Linked DNA regions of Homo sapiens: region 2 is linked to region 1. A link is an interaction called in ENCODE POLR2A ChIA-PET data of the cell type or tissue named here. Cell type or tissue: PC-9. All regions are shown on one strand. Each heading gives the region's core, and the rest is flanking DNA. Links, peaks and the distances in the headings are about the cores only.

Evidence for each region. Peaks named below come from ENCODE experiments on the same cell type or tissue, not always from the same donor. Only the 100,000 strongest peaks of a DNase experiment are listed, where the experiment ranks them.
Region 2: POLR2A ChIA-PET joins it to region 1 with 8 read pairs; 3 of 35 experiments call an interaction of 5 or more read pairs at or near these places.

Annotation. Positions count from the first base shown.
Region 1 is chr7:66,161,503-66,176,561 of GRCh38, forward strand. No RefSeq gene overlaps it. Among named protein-coding and RNA genes, the nearest start is that of TPST1, 36 kb to the right of the region's middle. In PC-9, for the core only: no CTCF peak of the experiment used is centred there; a DNase peak (open chromatin) is centred at 8,299.
Region 2 is chr7:66,522,927-66,537,985 of GRCh38, forward strand. It overlaps the pseudogene LOC100420547 and the pseudogene RABGEF1P1. Among named protein-coding and RNA genes, the nearest start is that of LINC03011, 37 kb to the left of the region's middle. RefSeq lists an enhancer at 7,480-8,344. In PC-9, for the core only: no CTCF peak of the experiment used is centred there; no DNase peak of the experiment used is centred there.

The DNA of each region.
Region 1 (15,059 bases), core at 7,334-9,833:
TCAGACATTACAATATGGATGACCCTTAGGGATATTATGCTAGATGAAGTAAGCCAGTTACACACAAAAAATATTGTATGATTCCACTTATAGAAGGTACTTAGCATAGTCAAAATCATAGAGACAGAAAGTAAAATGGTGGTCTCCAGGGGGTGGGTGGAGAGGGGTTGGAAGTTATTGTTTAATAGGTATATGTTTTTTGTTTTACGAGATGAAAAGAGTTGTGGAGATAGATGGTAGTGATGGTTTACAACATTTTAAATATATTTAATATCACTAGACTGCACACTTAAAAACTGTTAAGGCAGGGCACGCACGGTGGCTCACGCGTGTGATCCCAGCACTTTGGGAGGCCAAGGTGGGAGGCTCACTTGAACCCAGGAGTTCCAGACCAGCCTGGGAAACATGGTCAGACTTCATCTCTACAAAAATTAAAAAAATTAGCTGGTTATGGTGGCATGTGCTTGTAGTCTCAGCTACTCAGGAGGCTGAGGGAAGAGAACTGCTTGAGCCCAGGAAGTCAAGACTGCGGTCAGCTGTGTTCGCACCACTGCACTCCAGCCTAGGCAACAGAGAGAGACCCTGTCTCAAAAATTAAAAAAAAAAAAATTAGACCAGGCATGATGGCTCACGCCTGTAATCCTAGCACTTTGGGAGACTGAGGTGGGTGGATCACCTGAAGTCAGGAGTTTGAGACCAGCCTGGCCAACATGGCGAAACCCTGTCTCTACTAAAAATACAAAAATTAGCCAGGCCTGGTGGCGGGTGCCTGCAGTCCCAGCTACTGAGGAGGCTGAGGCACGAGAATTGCTTGAACCCAGGAAGCGGAGGTTGTGGTGAGCCAAGACTGTGCCACTGCACTCCAGCCTGGACAACAAGAACGAGACTTCGTCTCAAAAAAAAATTAAATAAAAATGGTTCAAGGCATGTGAAATACAAAGACAATTTAGATATCTCTGCTTTTTTTTTTTTTTTTTCTGAGACAGGGTCTCACTCTGTTGCCCAGACTGGAATGTAGTGGTGTGATCTTGGCACACTGCAACCTCCAATTCCCAGGTTCAAGCAATTCTTGTGCCTCAGCCTCCCGATAGCTGAGACTACAGGTGTGCACCACCATGCCCGGCTAATTTTTGTATTTTTAGTAGAGATGGATTTTGCCATGTTGACCATGCTGGTCTCGAACTCCAGGCCTCAAGGGATCCTCCCACCTTGGCTTCCCAAAGTGCTGGGATTACAGGCATGAGCCACTGCACCATGCATCAGCAAAACAGATAGGTTGGAAACCTCACCCTTAGCATCTCAGATGTGACCTTATTTGGAGACTAGGTTTTTTGACACTGGTAATCAAGTTGAAATGAGGTCATTTGGGTGAGCCCCAGTCCAATATGACTGTTGTCCTTATAAAAAGGGGAAATTTGGACACAGAGACACACGTAGAGAGATGATGTGAAGAGACACGTGAGAAGACAGCCAACTATAAACCAAGGAGAGGGGTCTGGAACAGAGCTCTCAGAAGGAACAAACCTGGCTCCCACCTGTGACCCCAGCACTTTGGGAGGCTAGGCGGGCAGGTGACCTGAACGCAAGAGTTTGAGATCAGCCTGGGCAACGTGGCAAAACCCCATCTCTAAAAAAAATCCAAAACTTAGCTGTGCATGGTGGTGTGCACCTGTAGTCCCAGCTACTCAGGAGGCTGAGGATGAGCCCAGGAGGTTGAGCCCAGGAGGTGGAGGTTGCAGTGAGCCAAGATTGCACCACTACACTTTAACACTTTAGCCTGGGTGACAGAGTGAGACCCTGTGTCAAAAAAAAAAAAAAAGGAATCAACCCTGTCATTACCTCTAGCCTTTGGACTGTGAGACAATACATTTTTCATGTTGAGAAAGAGAAAAAAATAAACTAAGCATTTAACTCTTAACATTCTAGGTCATTCACCATTTGGCTTCCAATAATATTTCCAACTTTAAATCTCTTGTGGCTGAGTGCAGTGGCTCTTGCCTGTAATCCCAGCACTTTTGGTGCCTGAGGCCGGAGGATCACTTGAGGTCAGCAATTTGTTGCCAGGTTAGGCAACAAAGTGATTCCCCATCTCTATAAAAAATTTTTTTAGGCCAGGCGCAGTGACTTGCGCCTGTAATCCCAGCACTTTGGGAGGCTGAGACGGGTGGATCACCTGAAGTCAGGAGTTCAAGACCAGCCTGGCCAACCTGGCAAAACCCCATCTCTACTAAAAATACAAAAAGTAGCCATGCATGGTGGTGCACACCTGTAGTCCCAGCTACTCGGGGAGGCTGAGGCAGGAGAATCGCTTGAACCGGGAGGTGGAGGTTGCAGTGAGCCAAGATTGTGCCATTGCACTCCAGCCTGGGCAACAAAGCGTGATTCCGTCACACACATACAAAAAAAATTTAATTATCTGGCATGGTGGCACACATCTGTAGTACCAGCTACTCAGGAGGCTCAGGTGGGAGAATGGTTTGAGCCCGGGAGGTCCAGGCTGCAGTAAGCCGTGACTGTACTGCTGCAACCCACCCTGAATGACAGAGTGAGACTCTGTCTTAAGAAAAAAAATTATCTTGCAGAACCTTCTATTCCAGCTGAATGGGTTCGCACGTAAATTTTCATCAATTTTTATTGAGTGTCTATGACGCAAGGTTTAGGACTACGCAGTGCAAGGCTTAGTTAGGACTAGGCAGTGGAGACATGATATGACTCAGACAACCAGGTCCCCTGCCTTCTGGGAGAGGAGATGCTAAATGACCAAGATCACAATTCACCACTGAATTACAACTGTGGTAAGAGTTACAAAGGAGAGTGCGCTAAGAACCTGACCTTTTCTGGGAGACACAGGAAAAGTTCTTTGAGCAAGTAATGTTTGGACACGAAGGATAAGTAGAAGTTAACCAGTGGAGGAAAGAACATTGTGCGAAGATATTTTGTGTTTTCCCTTCTCTGTGCTTTTGTGTATTCAGTTCCATCTGCTTATACAGCATGCCTGTTTCAAGTATCCAAATCCTAACTCAAGATTTGGCTCCTGGCCTGGCGCGGTGGCTCACATCTGTAATCCCAGCACTTTGGGTGGTGGAGGCAGGTGGATCACTTGAAATCAGGAGTTCGAGGCCAGGCTGAGCAACATGGTGAAACCCCGTCTCTACAAAAATATAAAAATTAGCTGGACAGGTGCCTGTAATCCCAGCTACTCAGGGGGCTAAGGCAGGAGAATCGCTTGAACCTGGGAGGCAGAGGTTGCAGTGAGCTGAGATTGTGCCACTGCACTCCAGCCTGGATGACAGATTGAGGCTCCATCTCAACAACAACAACAACAACAACAAAAAAGCTTTGGCTCCTGCCCTGCTTTTTCTGGAAAGCCATTCCTGACCATCTTACAAAGTACTCTATCCTTGCAATACATTGGAGGAGTTTGTAAAACAAACTTGTTATAAGCTATACATGGCCTTGTGATGTTTTTGTGATTCTTGCCTTGCTCTGTTATGTAAATCCAGGAGTCACTTTTGATTCCAGTTCTATCCAATCCACTTACTTCAGTTTTATGTCCATGAAGGACTTCCTGGGAAAAAAATTAGAGGATTTGGTTTTGAAATAATCTTTAATTTTTTAATTGTATGATAAGACACAGATACAAAAAAAATCAAAAACAAACAAATAAATAAATAAATAAAAACACAAAACATGTGAACTGGCCGAGCTGTGGTGGCTAACAATTGTAATCCCAGCACTTTGGGAGGCTGAGGCAGGCAGACCACCTGAGGTCAGGAGTTCGAGACCAGCCTGGCAAACATGGCAAAACCCTGTCTCTACTAAAAATACAAAAATTGGCCAGGTGCAGTGGCTCACGCCTGTAATCCCAGCACTTTGGGAGGCCGAGGCAGGTGGATCACGAGGTCAGGAGATTGAGACCATCCTGGCTAACATGGTGAAACCCCATCTCTACTAAAAATACAAAAAATTAGCCGGGTATGGTGGCGGGCGCCTGTACTCGGGAGGCTGAGGCAGGAGAAAGGCGTGAACCCAGGAGGTGGAGCTTGCAGTGAGCCGAGATCGCACCACTGCACTCCAGCCTGGGTGACAGAGCGAGACTCCGTCTCAAAAAAAAAAAAAAAAAATTAGCTGGGAGTTGTTGCAGGCACCTGTAATCCCAGCTACTTGGGAGGCTGAGGCAGGATAATTGCTTGAACCCGGGAGGTGGAGGTTGCAGTGAGCCGAGATACCCCTACCACACTCCAGCCTGGGCAACAGAGCAAGACTCCATCTCAAAAAAACAAAACACAAACAAAAAAACCACGGACAAAAGGAGAGAACTATTATTATTACTATGTTATTATCATCATTATTATTATTTTTTAGAGATAGGGTCTCACTCTGTCGCCTCCAGCTGGAGTGCAGTGGCACGATCATAGCTCATTTGCATCCTTGAACTCCTGGGTTCCTGTGTCAGTGTTAGGATTGCAGGCATGAGCCCCTGCACCCGACCTAAGGAGAGAATTATAAATAAAATGTGTTAATTATAAATCATAGTTTTATGAATTTTAAGGAGAGCTTATAATTGTAACTACCACTCAAGGACAAGAAGTAGACTGGCTGTGGTGGCCTATACCTAGAATCCCAGCACTTTGGGAGGCTGAGATGGGAGGATTGTTTGAGGCCAGGAATTTGAGACCAGCCTGAGCAACATAGCAAGACACTGCCTCTACAAAAAAAAAAAAAAAAAAAAAAATCCCAACAATTAGCTGGGTATGGTGGCATGCAGCTGTAGTTCCAGCTACTTGGGAGGCTGAGGTGGGAGGATCGCTTGAGCCCAGGAGTTTGAGGCTGCAGTGAGCTATGATGGCGCCACTGCATTCCAGCCTGGGCAACAGAGCATGACTGTATCTCCAAAAAAGAAAAAATGAAAGAACTCTTTTACAGCCACTACGGAAACCTCCCTTTTGTCCTGTCTCAAATACAATGACCTTTCTCCTGCTTAAAGCACCCACAATCCTGACTTCGCAGAAACCATTTCTTTGGGGGTTTTTTTTTTACAGTTTTATTACTATTCCTTACCATGATAGTTTTCTCTTGCACTTTTGTCCACTTTAACATGTCTTTTAAGACTCTGGCTGGGCGCGGTGGCTTATGCCTGTAATCCCAGAACTCTGGGAGGCTGAGGCAGGCGGATCACTTGAGGTCAGGAGTTCGAGACCAGCCTGGCCAACATGGTGAAACCCCGTCTCTACAAAAATACAAAAATTAGCTGGGCAAGTGCCTGTAATCCCAGCTACTCAGGAGGCTGAGGTGGGAGAATCACTTGAACCTGGGAGGTGGAGGTTGCAGTGAGCCCAGATCGGGCCATTGCCCTCCAGCCTAGGCAACAGAGCAAGACTCTGTCTCAAAAAAAAAAAAAAAAAAAAAAAGACTCTTTCTAGAGGATCACCCTCGATTCGTTTCTTTTTACTTTATTTTATTTTACTATTTTTTTGTAGAGACAGGATCTTGCTATGTTGCCCAGGCTGGTCTTGAACCCCTGGCCTCAAGCAATCCCTCTGCCTCAGCCTTATCCCTTTTTATTCTTTTTTTTTTTTTTTTTTTGAGATGGAGTCTCACTCTGTCGCCCAGGCTGGAGTGCAGTGGCAAGATCTCTGCTCACCACAAGCTCCGCCTCCCGGGTTCACACCATTCTCCTGCCTCAGCCTCCTGAGTAGCTGGGACTACAGGCGCCCGCCACCACGCCCGGCTAATTTTTTTGTATTTTTAGTAGAGACAGGGTTTCACCGTGTTAGCCAGGATGGTCTCGATCTCCTGACCTCGTGATCCGCCCGCCTCGGCCTCCCAAAGTGCTGGGATTACAGGTGTGAGCCACCGCGCCCGGCCCCCTTTTTATTCTTACAGTTTCATGATGAAGAGCCCAAGAAGTTTGACCTGTAGAATTTCACATAGTCCTGGATTTTGCTGATGGCTTACTTATTGCACAGTTCAACTTGTTAATTGTCTTATGTTTTTCCTTCATTTTAGCAGCTGGATCCATAAGCTCAGTCAGATTCACACTTGATCCCTTTGGCAACACTATAGGTGGTATTGTGATCCTTCCTTATGAGGGACATAGTGTGTTTTTGTGACTTACGCTGCAAGATATAGTTTGTATAGGGCAGGCAAGATGAATGTTTGATTCTTTCCCATTTTTTGCCTATTTTCAAGGTAATGAATTGGCTTCTCTTTTTTTGAGACTGGGACTTATTCTTGCTGCCCAGGCTGGAGTGCAGTGCTGCCATTACAGCTCACAGCAGCCTTGACTTCCCTGGCTCAGTTGATCCTCCCACTTCAGCCTCCTGAGTAGCTGGGACTACAGGCATGTGCCACCACGCCTGGCTAATTTATTGTATTTTTAGTAGAGACGGGGTTTTGCCATGTTGTCCAGGCTGGTCTGGAACTCCTGGCCTCAAGCGATCCACCTGCCTCGGCCACCCAAAGTATTGGGGTTACAAGTGTAAGCCACTGTGCCCGGCCAATTTCATGCTTTTTTAAGGCTGAATAAGAGTCCATTGTATGTGTATCCTGCATTTTGTTTATCCATTCGTCTGCTGATGCACATTTGGCTTGTTTCCAACTTTTAGCTATTACAAATAATGCTGCTATGGACACTGGCATGCAAGTATCTGAATCCCTGCTTTCTGATCTGAGTATGTATCTACGAGTGGAATGACTGAATTGCTTAGTAATTGTGTGTTTATCTTTTTGAGGAACTGCCAAACTGTTTACATAGCAGCTGTACCATTTTATATTCCTACCAGCAATGCACAATGTGGTTCCCATTTCTCCACATTCTTGCCAACCCTTGTTATTTTTCATTTTCTTTTTTAAATTTGTTTTTCATATCAGCCATCCAAATGGGTGTGAAAGGGGATGTCATTGTGGTTTTGATCTGCATTTCCCTAATGATTCATGATACTGAATATCTTTTCATGTACATTTCAATCTGTATCTATATCTATATATATATATATATATCTTCTTTGGAGAAATGCCTACTCAAGTCCCTTGCCTTTTTTAAAATTTTTAATTTAATTTAATTTTTTAGTGACCATGACCCAAGACACAGCCCTCAGGAGATCCCGAGAACATGTGCCCCCACCCTTGCCTTTTTTTTTTTTTGGTGGGGGCAGATGGAGTTTCGCTGTTGTCTCCCAGGCTGGAGTGCAATGGCAAGATCTCAGCTCACTGAAACCTCCGCCTCCTGGGTTCAAGTGATTCTCTTGCCTCAGCCTCCCGAGTAGCTTGGATTACAGGCGCCCGCCACCATGCCCAGCTAATTTTTTGTATTTTTAGTAGAGATGGGGTTTTCAACATGTTGGCCAGGCTGGCCTCGAACTCCTGACCTCAGGTGATTCACCTGCCTTGGCCTCCCAAATTGCTGGGATTACAAGTGTGAGCCACCATGCCTGGCGATTTTTAAATTGATGTTTTGTTGTGTTTTTTAGTCACAGGAATTCTTAATGTATTCTGGATATCAATCTTTATCATATATGTGAATTGCAAATATTTACTTCCAATCTGAGGGTTGTATTTTTACTCCTCTGATGGTGTTCTTTGATTAGTTCTCCCTCCCCTTTTTTAATCTTTGTGAGACAGGATCTCACTGTGTCACCCAGGCTGAAGTGCAGTGGTGCCGTCATAGCTCACTGCAGCCTCGACCTCCTGGGCTCAAGCGATCTTCCCTCCCAGGTAGCTGGGACTACAGGTGTGCACCATCACTCCCAGCTTTTTTTTTGAGACAGAGTTACACTCTTGTTGCCCAGGCTGGAGTGCAGTGGCATTATCTCGGCTCACTGCAACCTTCTTCGCCTTGTGGGTTCAAGCAATTCTCCTGCCTCAGCCTCCCAAATAGCTGGGATTATAGGCATGCACCACCACGCCCGACTAATTTTTGTATTTTTAGTAGAGACGGGGTTTCGCCATGTTGGCCAAGCTGGTCTCGAACTCCTGACCTCAGGTGATCCGCCTGCCTCAGCCTCCCAAAGTGCTGGGATTACACTATGTTGCCTGGGCTGGTCTCGAACCCCTGGCCTCAAGTGATCCTCCCACCTCGGCCTCCCAAAGTGTTGGGATTACAGGTGTGAGCCACTGCACCCTGCCCCCATTTTTAATTAACAAGCAATTTATGGGGAGATATTTGAGAGAAATATTCTCTTACCACATTTTTACTCACTACTCTTATATTCTAGTGATGATTCTTGCCTCAACCAATAGCTACTAGTTTTCAACACCAACCACATTCCAGGTGCTGCACTAAGGGCTCTGCATGCCTTATCCCTATGTCATAGAGGAGGAAACCAAAGGTGCAGAGTGAAAAAATGGCCCAGGCACTCCCAGGGAGCAAGTACTGGAGGCGGAGGCAGACAGCTGGGTGCAGTGGCTCACACCTGTAATCACAGCACTTTGGGTGGCTGAGGCAGGAGGATCGCTTGAGTCCAGGAGTTTGAGACCAGGCTAGCCAACAAAGTGAGTCCCCATCTCTACAAAAAAATTTTTCAGGGCCAGGCGCGGAGGCTCACGCCTGTAATCCCAGCACTTTGGGAGGCTGAAGTCGGGGATCAACTGAGGTCAGGAGTTTGAGACCAGCCTGGCCAACACGGCAAAACCCTGTCTCTACCAAAAATTACAAAAATTGGTTGGGCATGGTGATGCACGCCTGTAGTCCCAGATACTCAGGAGGCTGAGGCAAGAGAATCCCTTGAACCTGGGAGGAGGAGGTTGCAGTGACCCAAGATCGCGCCACTGCACTCCAGCCTGGGCGACAGGGTGAGACTCTGTCTCCAAAAAAAAAAAAAAAAAAAAGATGCAAGTCGACCTAGACCTGTCTGCTCCAGAGCTAGAGATCACGTGCTTGGGCTTGGGAAGCAAGTGTTTGCTGGGAACTCGAAACGCCCAAGCATCAGATCTATTGAGCAATCCTGTTTCTAAAGCTCCTTCCCCGTGGTTCCCAAATACCCCTGACCAAGGAGGAGGATGGAGCAAGTAGACTTTAGGGCTGGGGGCTGTGACATGCTGGGTATGGCTTGCAGCCAAGAGTCAATCTTCCCTTCACTCCCCCTAGAGTACTAGCTACTCAGAATGAGCCTCTGTTAGAAGCTTCGTGGGTCATTAATTACATGTCTGCCGTGTCCTGCGTGCACGGCTGGGTCAGTGGCTGTGTTCGTAGAACCGGAAGACCCATGTTGTCCTTGCACAGGGCAGGGGCAGAGAGTCCCAGGAACCTGGTGGGTTCTGGGTTAAATGCTCTCTTTTTCCCCCTTGTGGGGCCTTAGCTGGAAGGGCCAGAACATGGGCAGGGTGGGGTCCTGGGGGCAGGGAGCCAGAGTCTTGAGTCATAGGGACACCAAGGAGTCAGGGCCAGGGCAGGGTGCGCTGAGCCAGGGAAACCAGAGGACAGCCAAGGTCTGAATGCTGGGAGATGCGGAAGTCACCGATGCAGGCGAGGTCACAGGAGGGGACTGCAGTCAGGATTGGAGCCAAGAACAAGCCCCGGTGAGCCAGGATCACATAGGACCAGGGCAGCAGAGCCTGAGCATGTATTTGCAGATCTCTGATGCTGGAGGCTTGCTCACCCTCTGGCCCACCCTCAGCCCTCATGTAATATGAGGAACAAATGTATGTTGTAAGCCACTGGAATGTTGGGGTTGTTTGTTACTGCAGCAAAAACTGACTAAGAAGCAGCTTAATGAAAAGAAAACAAAAAATACACCACCTCCTCAAACCAAAGCTCTCTTGTGAACATTCCTTCATTCATTTATTTTGGGGGATGGGGTCTCACTCTGTTGCCCAGGCTGGAGTGCAGTGGTGTGATCTCGGCTTACTGCAACCTCCACCTCCCAGGCTCAAGTGATCCCCCCACCTCAGCCTCCCAAGTAGCTGGGACCACAGATTTGCACCACCATGCCCAGCTAATTTTTGTATTCTTTGTAGAGATGGAGTTTTGCCCTGTTGCCCAGGCAGGTCTCGAACTCCTGAGCTCAAAGCAATCCACCCCCATCGGCCTCCCAAAGTGTTGGGATTACAGGCCTGAACCACTGCGCCCAACCTATGCATTCTTGTGAACATTTAAACAATACGGATGTATATAAAATAAAACATGAAGTTCTGGCAGGGCGTGGCAGCTCATGCCTATAATCCCAGCACTTTGGGAGGCTGAGGTGGGAGGATCACTTGAGCCCAGGAGTTGGAGACCAGCCTGAGCAACATAGTGAGACCCCATCTCTACAAAAAATAATTTTTAGAAAAGCATTGCATAGTGATGCATGCCGGTATTCTCAGCTATATGGGAGGCTGAGCTGGGAGGATCACTTGAACCCTGGAGGTTGAGGCTGCAGTGAGCTGTGATTGCACCAATGCACTCTAGCCTGGGTGACAGAGTGAGGCCTTATCTCAGGAAAACAAAAACAAAAAAAACACATAAAATTCCTCTTCATCTCCCTCCTGATCCTGAAGGAGTCATCATTGATAACATTTTGGTGTATATACTTTCAGAGAGCCAAGTTTTGAAATGGCTGTTTACTAATCTTAGTGAAATAAAATTCACACTTATGGATGCAGGAATTAACAGAAGAAAATATGTCAAGACACATAAAAATGATAAGAAATCAAAACTTTGGACACAGAGGCTCACGCCTGTAGTCCCAGCACTTTGGGAGGCTGAGGTGGGCAGATCACTTGATGTTAGGAGTTTGAGACCAGCCTGACCAACATGGTGAAACCCAGTCTCTCTCAAAAATAAAAAAGTTCACTGGGCATGGTGGCACGTGCCTGTAATCCCAGCTACTCGGGAGGCTGAGGCGGGAGAATTGCTTGAACCTGGGAGGCAGAAGTTACAGTGAGCCAAGATCGTGCCACTGCACTCCAGCCTGGGCGACAGAGAGAATCCATCTAAAAAAAAAATTAAATTCAAATTTCATTGTTCATAAATCAAGTTTTATTGAAACATAGTAATGCTTTTTTGTTTGTTTTGAGACAGGGTCTTGCTCTGTTGCCCAGGCTGGAGTGCAGTGGTGCCAACACAGCTCACTGCAGCCTTGAACTCCTGGGCTCAAGCAATCCTCTCATCTCAGCCTCCCAAGTAGCTGGAACTACAGGTGTGCACCACCATGCCCAGCTACTTTAAAAATTTTTTTTGTAGTGACGGGATCTTGCTATGTTGCCAGGGCTGTTCTCCAACTCCTGGGCTCAAGCAGTCCTCCTGTCTTGGCCCGCCAAAGTGCTGGGATTACAGGCATGGGTCACCATCATGCCCGGCCCATGCTTATTGGTCTATATATTGTTTATGGCTGCTTTCATGCTAAAACAGCAACGTGGAGTATTTTGGCAGAGACTTTATAGGCTGCAAAGCCTAAATAATTTACAATATGGCTCTTTACAGAAAACATCTGCTGATCCTTCATCAGCCAAATTAGCATTTGGCATACTGCCACCTTTATTTTCTCTCTCTCTTTGGATCTTTTTTTTTTCTAAACCATTTAAAATAAATTATAGATATGACACTTGTCCTTATATACTTTGGCAATGATATGGTTTGGCTGTGTCCCTACCCAAATCTCGTCCCGAATTGTAATAATCCCCACATGTCAAGGGCGGGGCCAGGTGGAGATAATTGAATCACGGGGGTGGGTTTTTCCCATGCCATTCTCCTGCGAGTGAGTAAGTCTCATGAGATCTGATGGTTTTATAAAGGGGAGTTCCCTGCACACACTCTCTTGGCTACCACCATGTAAGATGGGCCTTTGCTCCTCCTTTGCCTTCTGCCATGATTGTGAGGTCTCCCCAGCCATGTGGAACTGTGAGTCCATTAAACCTCTTTCTTTTATAAATTACCCAGTCTCAGGTATGTCTTTATTAGCAGCATGAGAACAGATTCATACAAGCATGTAACTCTAAGAGCAGGTGTATTCTCCTACATAAACCACATCACAGTTAACCACACCCAGAGCATTGACCATGAATATAATTATATTAACTACTATTCAAATTTCTCCAAAATTGTTCTGAAAATGTCCTTCAGAGCCTTTTCCCCCAGTGCACTACGTAAACATCACATAATGCATAAAGTTGAGTAAGTTGCCTTTAATCTAGATCACACTTTTTAATTTTATTTCAATTTTTTTTTTGAGACAGAGTCTCACCCTGTTGCCCAGGCTGGAGTGCTGTGGTGCAATCATAGCTCACTGCATCCTCTGCCTCCCAGGCTCAAGTGATCCTGCCTCCTTAGCCTCCCAAGTAGCTGGGACTGCAGGCATGCACCACCATGCCCAGCTAATTTTTGTATTTTTTGTAGAGACAGGGTCTCACTGTCGAGTCAGCTGCCTTTAATCTAGAGCAGTTGCCTAGTCTTTTTTAAAAATAATTTTTATCCAGAAGCAGTGGCTCTCGCCTGTAATCCCAGTGTTTTGGGAGGCTGAGGCGAGGAGTTCAAGACCAGCCTGGGCAAAACAGTGAGGCTTTGTCTTGACAAAAAAGTAATACTAAGTAAACAACAACAACAAAAAAATGCTGGGCATGGTGGCTCATGCCTGTGGTTTCAGCTACGGGAAGCTGAGCGAGGAAGATTACTTGAACATAGTAGTTTGATGCTGCAGAGAGCTGTGACCATACCACTGCACTCCAGCTCCAGCTTGGGCAACAGAGTGAGACGCTGTCTCAAAAAAAAATTTTAATATTATTTATTTTATTTTATTTATTTTGTTATATAGAGATGGGGTCTTGCTATGTTGTCTAGGCTGGACTTTTACTCCTGGGCTCAAGCGATTCTCCCACATCAACCCCCTGAGTAGCTAAGACACAGGCACACATCATGGCACGGGCACCCAGTCTTTTTTGATTCTCATGAAACTGACATTTTTGGGCCAGGCTCAGTGGCTCAAGCCTGTAATTCCAGCACTTCAGGAGGCCAAGGCGGGCAGATCACTTGAGGTCAGGAGTTCGAGACCAGCCTGGCCAACATGGTGAAACCCCATCTCTACTAAAAATATAAAATTAGCCAGGCATAGTGGCCCATGCCTGCAACCCCAGCTACTCGGGAGGCTGAGGCAGGAGAATCGCTTGAACCCGGGAGGCAGAGGTTGCAGTGAGCCGAGATTGCGTCCCTGCACTCTAGCCTGGGTGACAGAGCAAGAATCAGTCTCAAAAAAAAAAAAGAAAAAAGAAACTGACATTTTTCAAGAGTCCAGGCATCTGTTTTACAGATTATCTCTCAATTTGGATTTGTCTGTTTTTTTCCCTGTCATTACTAGATTCAAGTTCATCATTTTGGGCAGAAATTCTCTCTCGTTGTGAGACGGATGACGTTGTGATCTTCTCGTGGCATCACAGTGGGAGGTTCATCTTGTCACGTTGTCCCACTATTTGTGCTAAGCTTGTCACTTATTATGTGGTGTCTGCCAGAGTTATCTGTTGTACAGGTAATTTTTCCCTCTTTGTAATCAATAAGTGGTCCATGGGGAAAAGCTTTGAGTTGTAGGAATAACCTGCTCTCCCACATCCTTTTGCCCTGTGGTTTTGGTCTCCACTGATGATTCTTACCTGAATCAACTGATGTCATGGAGGATGTAAATGGACATCAATATTTTCTTAAATGGTCCCCAAATGGTTTCAAAGTGCAGCTGGGGCTGGCAGTCACTGCAGTGACTGCTTCTTGATCTGTGTTAACAAATTCCCTGGATATCTCATTAAAATGCGCATGTGGGCCGGGCACACTGGCTCACAGCTGTAATCCCAGCACTTTGGGAGGCCTAGGCGGGTGGATCACGAGGTCAGGAGATTGAGACCATCTTGGCCAACATGGTGAAAACCCGTCTCTACTAAAATACAAAAAATTAGCCGGGCGTGGTGGCACGTGCCTGTAATCCCAGCTACTTGGGAGGCTGAGGCAGGGGAACTGCTTGAACCTGAGAGGCAGAGGTTGCAGTGAGCTGATAGCACGCCACTGCACTCCAGCCTGGTGACAGAGCAAGACTCCGTCTCAAAAAAAAAAAAAAAAAAAAAGCGAATGTGGATTCAGCAGGACTGGAGTGATATTGACATTAAGTGGTTCTAACAAGCCCCCAGGTGCTGCTGACCCACGTGGATCGCACTTCATTTTATTTCACTTTTTTGAGACAGGGTCTTACTCTTGCCCAGGCTGGAGTGCAGTGGTGCAATCACGGCTCACTGAAACCTCTGCTTCCTAGGCTCAAATAATCCTTCCCCCTCAGCTTCCCGAGTAGCTGGGACTAACGGCGTTTGCCACCACACCCAGCTAATTTTTGTATTTTTTTCTTTTCTTTTTTTTTTTTTGAGACAGAGTCTCGTTCTGTCACCCAGGCTGGAGTGCAGTGGCGCAATCCTGGCTCACTGCAAGCTCCGTCTCCCGGGTTCACGCCATTCTCCTGCCTCAGCCTCCCGAGTAGCTGGGACTACAGGCGCCCACCACCACACCCAGCTAATTTTTTGCATTTTTAGTAGAGACGGGGTTTCACCATGTTAGCCAGGATGGTCTCGATCTCCTGACCTTGTGATCCACCCGCCTCAGCCTCCCAAAGTGCTGGGATTACAGGCGTGAACCACCGTGCCCGGCCAATTTTTGTATTTTTTGTAGAGATGGGGGTCTCGCCATGTTGCCCAGGCTGGTCTCAAACTCCTGGGTTCAAGTTATCTGCCCGTTTTGGCCTCCCCAGTGCTGGGATTACAGTTGTGAGCCACTGCACCTGGCCTAAAGTCAGTCTAGATAATACCTACAATTTATTCTGGATTATACCTTTCTTCCCTAACTTAGTTTTGCCTCCTGTATCAGTTAAGTTTCCTAGTTACAAACATCAGCACATACTCTAGTTAGCACAGAAAAGGCACTTTTCAAAAAAAATTTATTTATTTATTTATTTATTTGAGATGGAGTCTCACTCGGTAGCCCAAGCTGGAGTGCCATGGTGTGATCTTGGCTCACTGCAACCTCTGCCTCCGGGGCTCAAGTGATTCTCCTGCCTCAGCCTCCCAAGTAGGCAGGGATTACAGGCACCTGCCACAATGCCTGGCTAATTTTTTGT
Region 2 (15,059 bases), core at 4,946-7,445, 360 kb after region 1:
TCTAGGCCTTTCCAAGGACTCATCCGAAAGCCTGGTAAGAGGCACTGGCTGTGGAGGGGTCACTGGGAATAGGGCCAGGTCATGGTGCTGGGGGCTGGAGCTAAGCCTGCTGTGGGGCACAAGTTCTGGGGTCTGGGAACAGAAGCCAGGCCCCTGCCTTTCTTTCTTTCTTTTTTTTTTTATGAGGCAGAGTCCTTTTCTGTCACCCAGGCTGGAGTGCAGTGGTGTGATCTCAGTTCACTGCGACCTCCACCTCCTGGGTTCAAGTGATTCTCCTGCCTCAGCCTCCTGATGACAGGGAGATTACACGCAACTGCCACCATGCCTGGCTATTTTTTGTATTTTTAGTAGAGACAGGGTTTCACCATGTTGGCCAGGCTGGTCTCAAACTCCTGACCTCAAGTGATCCACCCACCTCGGCCTCCCAAAGTGTTGGGATTACAGGCGTGAGCCACCATGCCCAGCCTGGGCTCCTGCCCTTCTGTTTAGCCACCTCACCTGGGCACCTGCCCCAGATAGATGGAGGAAGGCTAAGCTTGAATGTGGCCCCACATCCTGGGGCAGAGAAAGGAGTGGTGGTGCCAGTGACTTCTAAGTTTTACCCAGTCTGGGTTCAGGAGGGAGGGGCCAGGCCGGGTCAGTGCACCCCCTCCTCCTGATAAAGGGGGTGTGGTTGACCTCAGTGAATAGATGAGGTTGGAGGCGAGTGGGTTCCTAACCACAGAAGGAGGGGTGTCTGCATGGGAACCACAAGCGTGGTGGTAAGATGTGGGGGGTGTCTACCCCGCCTTAAACAGCGCAGTGCCTCTCCTGACCCTTTTTTTTACATTATATATATATAGACAGAGCGAGAGAGACCAAGTCTCACTTTGTTGCCCAGGCTGGAATGCAGTGGCACGATCTCCGCTCACTGCAACCTCCACCTCCCAGGTTCAAGCGATTCTCCTGCCTCAGCCTCCCGAGTAGCTGGGATTATAAGCACATGCCACCATGCTTGGCTAATTTTTGTATTTCTAGTAGAGATGGGGTTCCACCATGTTGGCTAGGCTGGTCTCAAACTCCTGGCATCAAGTGATCCTCCTGCCTCGGCCTCCCAAAATGCTGGGATGACAGGCATGAGCCACCTTGCCCGGCCTCCTGACCCTTTTTAAGCCACCCATCCACCTCCATGTCCACCAAGGGCTGTGTTCTGGCCTCCCAAACCCAGATTTGCAGGGGCTGTCCCTGCAGGGCGACATGCCACATGGTGAGCACTAAGGGCTGGCCAGAGCCTTCAGGGTGGGCCAGGCATGGTGGCTCACACCTGTAATCCCAGCACTTTGGGAGGCCAAGGTAGGAGGATCACTTGAGGTCAGGAGTTCAAGACCAGCCTGACCAACATGGTAAAACCCCGTGTCTACTTAAAATCCAAAAATTAGCCAGGCATGGTGGTACGCAGCTGTAATCCCAGCTACTTGGCAGGCTGAGTCAGGAGAATCACTTGAACCCGGGAGACAGAGGTTGCAGTGAGCCGAGATAGCACCACTGCACTCCAGCCTGGGCGACAGGGTGAGACTCTGTCTCAAAAAAAAAAGTACTTAGGGTACACTGTTGTGGCAGCTGCCAACAGGCCACAGGAGCCCCCAAAAGGGGGATCAGGAGGGTGAGGGGTAGTTGGAGAAGGTTGCCTGAAGGAAGGCCCTGCTTGGGCCTCAGGGGAAGATGGGACTTTGAGAGGCAGAGAGGAGGGTGGGTTGTGTTTGGCGGGGGAACGGCAGGGGTTGAGGGGTCACTGGATGCCATAAGTGTGTTTCCAGAGCTCTCAGAGGGGCAGAGTGGTCAGATGATGTTGGAAAGGTGGAGACAGTGGAAACTGCAGCAGCACAATGCAGTCAGTGTGCCTCCAGTGGACACCCGGCTGAGAGGTCACTGGGTTTCTGGCCCTGCACTGGGTGCTTTATGCAGGTGCCTTTCACACATATTTCGGGAGATCCTGCTGGGGCAAGGTGGTATTCTAGGAACTAGGGTTACAGCGGAGTGCAGACAGAGGAGGCATCTCATTTAGTCTTCACACCTAGGAGGTAGATGCTAGAGCTCACCTTACAGAGGGGGAAACTGAGGCTCAGTGTGAGTGATGTATTAATACTCTGTGTCCCAGGGCTAGCAGGTGGCCGTGGCCCCAGCCCTCAGGGATGGACCTGCCAGCCCCTTTCCAGGCGTTGGCACCCAAGCCAGGTATCCACCAGGTATCCACACTTACTCATGCCACTAGTCATGCTGGGCTGGGAACATGTCCAGGCTCCTGGGAGTCTCGGAGGGTTCACCAGAAGTCTTTGAGTGCTATTCCTGCACCAGAATGGGCTTTTCTCAAACCCCTCCCTCACACAGTGCCCAAAGCCTGGCCTGGGCCAGCACCAGCAGTTCTGAGGCGAATCGGAGTGGAAGCTGGGGTCTGCTGGGGGAGGCAGAGGCAATAGCAGGCTCCTTCATCTGGAGGCAGTTGTCCCAGGGCAGGTGGAGGGGTGGCAGATAGTTGCAGAGAGGCAGATGGCTGGGGACAGTGTCCAGGAGTCAGCCTTCAGGGTCTTAGGCAGCATGTGGGCCATGGGAAAGTGCCATCTTGTTCAAGTCCCTGTACCTGCCTGACTAGCCATGGGAATCTGAGCCTTCGCTTCCTTACCGCCAAGATGGACAAGCATACCTGCCTCGCCATGTGATCTGAATATGGAAAAAGATGGGCAGTGCTAGGTGAGCTGGAAGGACTGTTTTCCCCCAATTGCCTTTTTTTTTTTTTTTTTTGAGATGGAGTTTAGCTCTTATTGTCCAGGCTAGAGTGCAATGGCATGATCTCAGCTCACTGCAACCTCCACCTCCCAAGTTTAAATGATTCTCCTGCCTCAGCCTCCTGAGTATTTGGGATTATAGGCGTGTGCCACAGCATCCAGCTAATTTTTGTATTTTTAGGCACCCTAACATGGTGAAAGGCCAGGCTGGTTGGCCAGGCTGGTCTCCAACTCCTGGCCAGGCTGGTCTCCAACTCCTGGCCAGCCTCAAGTGATCCACCCATCTTGACCTCCCAAAGTGCTGGGATTACAGGTGGGCGTGAGCCACCGCACCCAGCCACCTTTCTTTTTGTCCTCGTTTGCAAATACAGAATGGACCTGAGTCTGCAAACTCAGAAGTGCGAGACATGTATTTTTATTTTTATAAAATTGAACTGGACTCCTACCAAAAGCCCCCAATGCAGAGTGGCAGAAACTTTATCGGAGTCCATTTTGGATCATCATTTCCCTTGGGCTTGTACCAGGGCCTGGAACCTTCTGTGAGGCCCACCCAGTAGACACTTCCACACCACAGAGAGACTGAGCATGAGAAGGTCCGTGCTTGAAAAAGGCCTAACAGTGGGATCTCGGTGCAAGGATGGGAGAGTGGAAACCGAGTGGTGAAGAGATGACTGTGGCACTTAGCAGGGAATTCCTGGGAGGGTGAGGCTTCGGGAAGTTTCCAGGGAGACAAACCCTGTTAAGAATGGCTCTAGGGCCGGACGTGGTAGCTCATGCCTATAATCCCAGCACTTTGGGAGGCCGAGGCGGGCAGATCACGAGATCAGGAGTTCGAGACCGGCCTGCCCAACATGGTGAAACCCCGTCTCTACTAAAAATACAAAAAAATTAGCTGGGCATGATGGCGGATGCCTGTAATCCCAGCTACTCGGGAGGCTGAGGCAGGAGAATCGCTTGAAACTGGAAGTCGGAGGTTGCAGTGAGCCGAGATCATGCCGTTGCACTCCAGCCTGGGCAACAAGAGTGAAACTCCGTCTCAAAACCACAAAGCAAAAAAAAAAAAAAAAAAAAAAAGAATGGCTCTAAACCAGGAACAGTGGTTCACCCCTGTAATCCCAGCACTTTGGGAGGACAAGGTAGGAGGATCGCTTGAGGCCAAGAGTTTGAGGTCAGCCTGGGCAACATAACAAGACCCCGTTTCTACAAAAAATTTAAAAATTAGCCGGGCACGGTGGCATGCACCTGTAGTCTCAGCTACTCAGGAGGCCAAAGCAGGAGGAAGGCTTGAGCCCAGGAGGTGGAGGTTGCAGTGAGCTGAGATTGTGCAACTGCACTCCAGCCTGGGTGACAGAGCATGATGCTGTCTGAAAAAAAAAAAAAAAAAAAAAGGAATTGCTCTGAGATTTTTTTTTAGGTCACTTATTGAAGGTTCCCATGGAAGCCTTTCCTAACAGAACCACACCAAGAAGGTAAAAATTCTGAAAGAGATTATGCTTTTTTGTTTTTGTTTTGTTTTGTTTGTTTTAAGATGGAGTTTCGCTTCTTGTTGCCCAGGCTGGAGTGCAATGGCACGATCTTGGCTCACTGCGATCTCCACCTCCCGAGTTCAAGTGATTCGTCTGCCTCAGCCTCCCAAGTAGCTGGAATTACGGGTGTGCACCACGACACCTGGCTAATTTTTGTATTTTTAGTAGAGACAGGGTTTCACCCTGTTGGCCAGGCTGATCTCAAACTTCTGACCTCAGGTGATCAGCCCGCCTCAACCTCCCAAAGTGCTGGGATTACAGGCATGAGCCACCACGCCTGGCTGAGATTGTGCTTTTTTGAAGATGAATCAGTCATTAAATTGCAAGAGCCCCACTGCACCCCGGAGCTGTGGGCCTCCCCAGTGTACACTCCTGGGGAGTACAGCCACTCCTGGACTGGTTTTGTTCTGGGTCAAAAGAGATGACTCAGGCCAGACGTGGTGGCTTATACGTATAATCCCAGTATTTTGGGAGGCCAAGATGGGAAAATCACTTGAGCCCAGGAGTTTGAGACCAGCCTGGGAAACATAGCAAGATCCCATCCTGCAAAGACATTTTTTTAAATTAGCCAGACATGGTGGGGACGAACACCTGTACTCCCAGCTACTCGGGAGGCTGAGGTGGAAGGATCCCTTGAGCCTAGGAGTTGGAGGCTGCAATGAGCCATGATTCCAGCGTGCATGACAGAGTGAGATCTTGTCTCTAAAAAAAAGAGAGAGAAGCCCAGAATGTCTTTAATGTTTTCCCAACTGGGGACATCACATCTGCCCTCAGTGCCTCAGTTTCCCCATTAAAATCTAGAGGCCCTGCCTGCTCTGACATGCTGAGTGGCAGGCAGGCATCTGGCTGGAGAGGAAGGCATACTTGGACTTGGACCAAGCCTCAGGGGGCAGTGGGTCAATTTCAGGCCTCAGGTCAAGGGAGCTGTGGACCAGGGATTTCTGGGGGCCAGGGGTGCTGGAAGGCACCAGGCTGAACCAGAGGGGACCTGGTGGGGGGCCTGGGGTTGCAGAGGGATGGGGGAGCTGGGTCCCCCAACTCGCACCAGAAGGAACTCCAGCCCTGCCTGCAAGGGGCTGAGACAACCCACGCTCGACCCTGAGGGCTGAACACCATTGGTAGCTGGTAGCTCTATACTGCCCAACCAGGCCACACCCCACCTGCCCGCAGTGGCACTGAATTAAATTAGGGAGACTGCCAGGTGCGGTGGCTCACGCCTGTAATCCCAGCACTTTGGGAGGCTGAGGCGGGTGGATCACGTAAGGTCAGGAGTTCGAGACCAGCCTGGGCAACATGGTGAAACCCCGACTCTACTAAAAATACAAAAATTAGCCCGGTGTGGTGGCGGGCACCTGTAATCCCAGCTACTTGGGAGCCTGAGGCAGGAGAATCGCTTGAACCCAGGAGGTAGAGGTTGCAGTGAGCTGAGATTGCGCCACGGCATTCCAGCCTGGCAACAGAGGAGACTGTCTTAAAAAAAAAAGAGAGAGACAGGTGGAAAGCCCACAGGTGAAGAGGTGAAGCCCAGGGAGAAACTTACTAAAGGAGGTGATTGGTTGCACCAGCCTCTGCTGGGCAGTCAGTCCTAACGCCTGAGACTAGATGGAGGGGCTAAGCAACAGGTTGCAGTGCGATGGTTCAAAGCAGTTTTGGGGGAAGTGGTGGGGACCAGAGTGGAATAGTGGGCTCAGGAGAGAATGAGAAAGGCAAGTGATTGAATCTGCCAAAGACAGATCACCTTTTAGAGGGCAGGAGAGAATGAGCAAGAGTGGAGAGTGGAATGGATGCAGAGAGGGCTTTATTTTTTTGGTGGAGGGAGGGGACAGAGTCTTGCTCTATCACCTAGGCTGGAGTGCAGTGGCGCAATCTCGGCTCACTGCAACCTCCGCCTCCCGGGTTCAAGTGATTCTCCTGCCTCAGCCTCCCAAAGTGCTGGGATTACATATGTCACCCACCACACCCAGCCAAGAGAGGGTTTTAGAGGCAGGAACAGCAGCTGCATGATCTTCAGCAGATTCAGTAGAGAGGGAAGTGAGCTGTGGGAGAGGAAGGAGGATGGGGGAAATGGCAAGAAAAGGAGCACCCTGCTTAGAAAGGGAACGGAGCCGGGTGTGGTGGCTCACGCCTGTAATCCAGCACTTTGGGAGGCCGAGGCAGGAGGATCACTTGAGCCCAGGAGTTTGAGACCAGCCACATAGCAAGACCCCATCTCTATTTTTTTGGAAAAAAAAAAAAAAAAAGCAGCAAGCAACAGGATGGGTGGAAGAGAGTTGCTGAAGGCTCTTGCAAGATCCTCTCTGCCTGCTCCTTCTCTCACAGAGGGACAGGGGAGGGTGATGAGTCAGTGGACTGAATGTCCCCATGGGGATGAAGGATGGTTGGGGTCAGGGTCCTAGAGGGAGGGCTGGAAGGAGGGAAGGAGATGGCCAGAGAAGGATGTAGGACACAGAGGTGCCGCCGTGGATCACCAAGAGGTTCAGGACTGGCCAGAGGAAGGAGAGGAGATCAAGGCAAGCATGAGGCACTTGGGAGATGCATCTGTGCCTGCACACAGCTGAAATCCCCAGGAAATAAGACGGGAGCAGGGTGGGTTTCTGCAGCCGAGGTGAGACCAAAGTGCCAGCTCACTGCCACCCTCAGTAAAGACTAACTTGCCCTTCCCCACAACTCCCCTCCCAGAAGTAGCTTGCTCTCCTCTGCCTGCCACACATCGGGGGGCTCAGGGAAAGCTCCCCCTCCCTGGACAGCTAGTGTTCCCTAGGCCAAGGCCAGTCCCTGCAGAGATGAGGAGCTGGGAAATCCCCTCCTCCCATCCCGCACGTCCACGCGTGCCAGATCCTGTGCTGCGGGCTTTTCACACACAGCCTCTTAGCCTGTGAGGCGGGTGCTGTTGTCCTTCCCATTTTGCAACTGAGCAAACAGCCTGAAAGAGACAAAAACCAGGTAGTTAGCATGACCCCAAAGCCACTCCCTGGTCTACGCTGTTCTGCAGCCTGAGCCTGGGGTGGCCAGGCGGGGTTGTGCAGTGGGGGGAAGGAGAATAGCCCCCAGAAATGCTGCCGGAATGGTAAAGGGCCTGGACTGCAAAGCTAGTGACTTGAGCTTTATTTTGTGGCACTGGAGGTTTTCCCAGTCATTGTAATGATACAATCAGATTTGCGTTGTCTTCAAGTTACCATGGTAACCGTACTTCCACCCACCAAGAGTGGATTGGAGAAGGCAAAACTAGGGCAGAGAAGCCAGGGAGTGTTGAGAAGGTCTGAACCCAGACAGTGGGCAGCTGGGCCCCAAGACGGATGGGGGACTCCAGAAGCGTGGAGCTGGCAGAGAGAAACCTGCCCGGGGCATCAGAGAAAAGGGCGACTGTGCAGGAACAGAGTAGATGAGGTGGGGGAACCTTTGGGTAAGAAGAGCTGAATCAGGAGCATTGAGGCAGCGGTTTTCAAACCTCAGAAGCAACAGCAGGGCCGGTCGCGGTGGCTCAGCCTGTAATCCCAGGACTTTGGGAGGCTGAGGCGGGTAGATCACCTGAGGTCGGGAGTTCGAAACCAGCCTAGCCAACATGGTGAGACCCTGTCTCCACCAAAAAATACAAAAATTAGCCAGGCATGGTTGGCAGATGCCTGTAATCCCAGCTACTCGGGAGGCTGAGGCAGGAGAATGGTGTGAACCCGGAAGGCGGAGGTTGCAATGAGCCGAGATCACGCCACTGCACTCCACCCTGGGCGACAGAGCGAGACTCTATCTCCAAAAAAAAAAGGCCAGATGCAGTGGCTCACGCCTGTAATCCCAGCACTTTGGGAGGCCAAGGCAGGAGGATTGCTTGAAGCCAGGAGACCAGCCTGGGCAACATAGTGAGATCCTGTCTCTACAAAAAATGAAAACAATGAGCCAGTGTGGTGGTGCACATCTGTAGTCTCAGGTACTCAGGAGGCTGAGGAGGGAGGATTGCTTGAGCCCAGGAAGTCAAAGCTGCAGTGAGCTATGATCACACCACTGCACTCTGGCCTGCGAGACAGAATGAGACCTTGTCTTTCAAAAAAAAAAAAATTCTAGAATTGTTCTTGAATAGCAGTGGTTAACATCTTTTAAAAACTTTGGAAGGTAGTGAACTCCCCATCACTGGAGGCATTTAGCAGAGGTTGAGCTGCCACTCACCAAAGAGGCCTCTTCATGTAGGGCTTGCTGCAGGAGACAAGAAGGACAGGAGAGCCCCGCCTGTTTGCAAGGGGCTGCGGGGAGGACTAGAACCAAGGAGGGGCCCCTCTACCCACCAAATCCACTTCTCTTTGCTGCCCCGCCACCAGCTCCCTGCAGCTCCTCCCTGCATATGGGCCCAGCTGCCCCTCTCCAGCTCCCTTTTGGGCAAACACGAGGTCTCTCCCTGGACCCAGGCCAGCTTCCGCTCCTTTTAGTTCTCCTCTGACCCTGGGGGTACAGCCGTCCCTGCCAGCTTGAGGGGACTCTGGGAAGGCAGCGCCCCACCTCTCCTTCCCCAGAGCAGGGGCTCCAGATCCCAGGGATGGAGCAGAGCTGCCAACTTCCTGTGTGACTCCAGCAAGTCAGGCTTGCCTACCTGGGCTTCAGTTTCCCTACTTGTGAAATAGGAAGAGGCTGAGGCAGGAGAATCGCTGGGACCCAGGAGATGGAGGTTATTCTGTGTCAAAAAAAAAAAAAAAAAAAAGGGTGTCAGCAGGGCTGGGTCCTTCTGGAGGCTCTAGGGGAAAATGTTTCCTTGTCTTTTTTTTTTTTTTTTTTTTTTTTTGAGACAGAGTCTTGCTGTGTCCTTCAGGCTGGAGTGCAGTGGCGCGATCTCGGCTCACTGCAACCTCTGCCTCCCAGGTTCAAGCAATTCTCCTGCCTCAGCTTCCTGAGTAGCTGGGATTACAGACACGTGGCACCATGCCTGGCTAATTTTGTATTTGTAGTAGAGACGGGGTTTCACCATGTTGCCCAGGCTGGTCTCGAACTCCTGACCTCAAGTGATCTGCCCACCTTGGCCTTCCAAAGTGCTGGGATTACAGGCGTGAGCCACTGAGCACCGCCCCGTTTTAAGGATTAAATGAATCCATGCAAAGATCAAAGAGCAGTGCCTGGCACAGAAGAGCTCAGGTTCTCTGAGTCACCAAGTGCCCATGAGGGGTCGGGCATTTTTTTTTTTTTTTCTGAGACGGAGTCTTGCTCTGTTGCCTAGGCTGGAGTGCAGTGGCACGATCTCAGCTCACTGCAAGCTCTGCCTACTGAGTTCAAGCGATTATCCTGCCTCAGCCTCCTGAGTAGCTGTGACTACAGGCGCGCACCACCTCGCCCACCTAATTTTTTGTATTTTTAGTAGAGACGGGGTTTCGCCATGTTGGCCAGGCTGGTCGTGAACTCCTGGCCTCAAGCGATCCACCTGCCTCGGCCTCCCAAAGTGCTGGGATTACAGGTGTGAGCCACCGCGCCCAGCTGGGTTCAGTAATTCTTAGCATATTGCCATTTTCCCTGCTCTATCTCTGTCTCTCACACACACGCACACATACATACACACACACAAATAATTTCTTTTTCTCCATTTGAAGTTGCAAACATCTTGACTCTTCATGCCTAAATATTTCAATGCACATCTCCTAAGAAAAACACTATTATCTTACATACTCACAATAGTATCATCACACTTATAAAACTGAGTAATTCCCTGTCATCTAATATATGGTCTTTATTCAAATTTCCAAAAACGTCTTCTGTGCCTGTTCTCATTCATGATATAATCATTTTTCACTGGTTGATTTTTTAAATTTTTTTTTAAAGACAGTCTCCCTCTTGCCCAGGCTGGAATGCAGTGGCACAGTCATAGTTTACTGCAGCCTGGACCTTCTAGGCTCAAGCCATCCTACCACCTTAGCCCCTCGAGTGGCTAGGACTACAAGCACACGTGCTACCATGTCCAGCTCATATTTTATTTTTTATTTTTGTAGAGATAGGCTGGAGTGCAGTGACACTATCACATAGCTCACTGTAGCCTCCAACTCCTAGGTTCAAGCAATCCTCCCGCATCAGCCTCCCGAGTAGCTGGGACTACAGCCAGGTGCCACTGCACCAGCTACTCTTAAATTTTTTGTAGACAGAGTCTCTATATGTTGCTCAAGGCTCGTCTCCAACTCCTGTCCTCAAGTGATCCTCCTGCCTTGGCCTCCCAAAGTGGTAAGATTACAGGCGTGAGCCACCACACCAGGCTCACAGGTTAATTTTTTTTAATTATTTTACTGTGTATGTTTGCCTAAACAAAAATTATTTCATTTTGCTTATAATTTTACTTTTTTTTTTTTTTTTGAGATGGAGTCTCGCTCTGTCACCCAGGCTGAAGTTGTGTGATCTCAGCTCACTGCAACCTCCACCTCCGGGGTTCAAGTGATTCTCTGGCCTCAGCCTCCCAAGCAGCTGGGACTATAGGCGCCTGCCACCATGCCCAGCTTATTTTTTGTATTTTTAGTAAAGACAGGGTTTCACCGTGTTAGCCAGGATGGTCTCCATCTCCTGAACTCATGATCCACCTGCCTCGGCCTCCCAAAATGCTGGGATTACAGGCGTGAGCCACCGCGCCCAGCCTATAATTTTACTTTTATAACAAAGGCATGTTACTGAATAGAATCTGGGTCTTGCTGTTTACCACTTAGCTCTGGTTGACATAATGTCAAAGTGTGTAGCTGTAGCCTCTTAGTTCTCATGGCTCTATAATCTTCCATTGAGTGGAATTTTACCATGATGCAATTCCTCACTCTCCTCTCCTTGGGGATTGGGCTGCTTCCATTGTTTTGCTGTTACTAAGAATGCAATTAACACTTATAGCCGGGCGTGACGGCTCATGCCTGTAAACCCAGCACTGTGGGAGGCCGCAACCGGAGGATCCCTTGAGCTCAGGAATTTGAGACCGGCCTGGGCAACATGGCAAGACCCCATCTCTACTAAAAACACAAAAAAATTAGCCAGGCATGGTGGCACGCTTGCTACTCAGGAGGCAGAGGTCGCAGTGAGCTGAGATCATGCCACTGCACTCCAGCCTGGGCAACAGAGCGAGATCCTGTCTCAGAAAAAAAAAAAAAAAAAAAAAAGCAACGGAAGAGAAGCATAGATCCATTAAAAAGTTTAAGGCCCAGCCTGGTGGCTTACGCCTGTAATCCCAACACTTTGGGAGGCCGAGGGGGAAGGACTGCTTGAGGCCAGGAGTTTGAGATCAACCTGGGCAATGTAGCAAGATCCTGTCTCTACAAAAATTTTAGAATTAGCCAGACGTGGTGGTGTGCACCGGTAGGCCCACATACTCAGGAGACTGAGGCAGGAGGATGAGGTCAAGGCTTCAGTGAGCTAGGATCGCACCACTCCATGGGTGACAAAATGAGTCTACATCTCTAAAAACATAATTTTTGAAAAGCAGAGGAAGAAGGCCGGGTGCAGTGGTTCACGCCTATAATCCCAACACTTTGGGAGGCCGAGGTGGGTGGATTGCTTGAACCCAGGAGTTCAAGACCAGCCTGGGCAACATGGTGAAAACCCATCTCTACTAAAAATAGAAAAATTAGCCAGGCATGGTGGTGCACGCCTGTAATCCCAGCTACTCGGGAGGCTGAGGCAGGAGAACCACTTGAACCCGGGAGGCAGAGGTTGCAGTGAACTGAGATAGTGCCACTGCACTCCAGCCTGGGCAACAGTGAGAGTCCATCTGAAAAAAAATAAAATAAAATGCAGAGGAAGAGAAGTGGAGATTCCCCCATTCCAGCAGCCTCCTTCCCACCCACACTGGAGTTTTGGATTTGGGGGTTTGATGGCTCTGGCATGTCTAGGCCCTAGAGGGGTTCAGAAGGAGGGGTCTTGGGGACACAGAGAGTACTTCAACAATCCCACTTTAAGACAGTTCCCTTTGGGCCGGGCACAGTGGCTCACACCTGTAATCCTAGCACTTTGGGAGGCCGAGGCGGGCAGATCAACTGAGGTCAGGAGTTCGAGACCAGCCCAGCCAACATGGTGAAACCCCGTCTCTACTAAAAATACAAAAATTAGCTGAGTGTGGTGGCTTGTGCCTGTAGTCTCAGCTACTCGAGGGGCTAAGGCAAGAGAATTGCTGGAACCTGGGAGGTGGAGATTGCAGTGAGCCCAGATCATGCCGCTGCACTCCACCCTAAGCGACAGAGCGAGACTCCATCTCAAGAAAAAAAAGACAGTTCCCTTTGTAAAATGGGTCAAGGCTTAAGGGCCCCTCCTGCACGCAGTGTCCAGGCTCAGCCAGGTCTGATGGCAGAAGCAACACAGACTCATGATCATTGGCCTGGGCACAGGTCTCTGCCACGGGCACAGGTCTCTGCCCCACTGCAGCTTGGCCCTCCTCTCTCCAGGCCTCAGTTACCTCATCCATGAAATGGAGCTGAAGGAATTCCTGCTAAACCTGTGCACAGGCCCTACAAGCAGTTAAATGCTGAACCTGAATGTACCTTTTTTATTTTTTCAAGACTGAGTCTCACTCTGTCACCCAGGCTGGAAAGCAGTGGTGCAATCGCTGCAGCCATGAACTCTGCCCCGGCCTGGCAGTGAGTTGGGGCTCTGTGAAATGGTTCAGGAGGGGAGAGGAAGGCTATTATCCCACGCTTCTGCTACAGATCGCAGTCTCTCCCCTCTAAACCGCCCTTGCCCTTCGCTGGCTGCGTCTCCCTGCTGTGAATGGTCGTAATTACCAATACGAGATCGTCAGTCTGAGCTAAAGACCTCTAACTAGGCAGGGAGAGGCCAAGGCTGGCCAAGGCTCTTGCACTTTGCCCCAGGAGAGAGCCACAGAGCCAGCCCAGGCATCACCCCAGCCAGTTGGTTTAAAATTGTGTACATAGCATGGCTGTGATTCAGTGAGCTTGGTTGTCTTTTTTTTCCCCCTTCGCAAAATTCAGTTACTCCTTGGGCTAACAGACAGCAGGTTGGAAAAGATAAGCTGAGAGTTGCCCAGGCAGTGTTAAAGAGAGAGGAGACCGAAGAACAGCATGAGCAGGAAGGGGCAGGAGAAATGTCAAGGGAAGGCCTGTCCACCAAAGGCGTCACTGTCCAGGGGCAGTGGGCAGGAGGTCACTGCTGCAGGGATGGGTTCTTTCAGCAGGACTTTCTGCACAGCACTAGGGGCAGACCATGAGGTGAACCCCCACACACACTGAGTCCTAACTATGACATTTCCAAACAGAACACTCTGAAATGTTTGCAGCCGTGGGTGTCATTTACAGCCAGCCTGGGTTCAGGAAAGCTCAGGCAGGTGCCCCCAAGAATAGGTTTGCTGACTTGGCATTCAGGACAGTAAACTAAACCCACTCCCCTGACCCCCCTTTTTTTTTTTTTGAGATGGAGTTTTGCTCTTGTTGCCCAGGCTGGAGCACAGTGGTGCAATCTCGGCTCACTGCAACCTCCGCCTCCCAGGTCCAAGCGATTCTCCTGCCTCAGCCTCCCAAGTAGCTGGGATTACAGGCACCCGCCACCACGCCCAGCTAATTTTTTTGTATTATTAGTAGAGATGAGGTTTCACCATGTTGGCCAGTCTGGTCTTAAACTCCTGACCTCTGGTGATATGCCCACTTCAGCCCCACAAAGTGCTGGGATGACAGGCGTGAGCCACTGCACGCCTGCCCATTGCTGCTCTACAGATGAGGACATAGAGTGGTTCAGGGACTTGCCCAGGGTCGCGAGCTGATAGCAGAGCTGGGATTTGAACCCAGGCAATCAGTCTTGGGTAGACCATTGGGCTTGTGGCCCTGGCCTTGCAGGGCCTGGTATTGCGCCTGCCCCTGCAGTGTTCTCAGCAGCTCTCTGAGGCGGTTCTCTGATCCGTGTTTTTCCCGTGAGCAGATTAGACTCAGAGGTGACCAGGCATGCTGGAGCTGCCCTGCCCCACCCGAGGCTGAGGCCACCACTGCCCACAGCAGTCCTTGGGGAGCTCCCTGATGGTGACAAGATGAGGGTGGCAGGAGCCTGGCTCTGTCAGGAAAGGGGACTCATGACCCACCTGCAGCTCTCTGAGGTGCTCAGCTGGTCTGGGCATGGTGGCTCATGCCTGTACCTCAGCACTTTGGGAAGCCAAGATGGGTGGATTGCTTGAGCTTAGGAGTTGAAGATCAGCCTGGGCAACATAGTGAGACCTTGTCTCTACAAATAATACAAAAATAAGCCAGGTAGTGGCACACACCTGTAGCACCAGCTTACTCGGGAGACTGAGGATGGAGGATGGCTTCAGTCCAGGAGGCGGAGGTTACAGTGAGCTGAGATTGCTCCACTGCACTCCAGCCTGGGCAACAGAGCCAGACCATCTCAATTAACAAACAAACAAACAAAAAACGCCTGGCTGGGGCATCTAGGTTAGCAAGGATCTTAGCATTCTCCCTCCCTCGGGGCTAACCAGTGTGGGCGAGCTGTCTCGGTTGCAGCAGTGGCCACGATTCCTGGCGGGAGAGACTGGCACCAGCCTGCACACCTCAGAGCCCCAACAGGAATATCTGTTCAGATCGAGATGTTGCCCTTTCCCCTACAGGGCACGGCTAGAGCACAGACACAAACCCAGTGTCAGGTCCCCAGACACGGCAGGGGACAGGGGAGTCGGTCTTCACCTGTGGTTCAGGTTCCCTCCCAGACAGTGCCCAAGGAGCTGCCTCTGGTGCACTCACAGTTCCCAGAAGAGCTGGGATGGGACTACAGGTGTGCACCACCATGCCCAGGTTTTTTTTTTTTGGTAGAAACAGGTTTTCCCTGTTGCCCAGGCTGGTCTCAAACT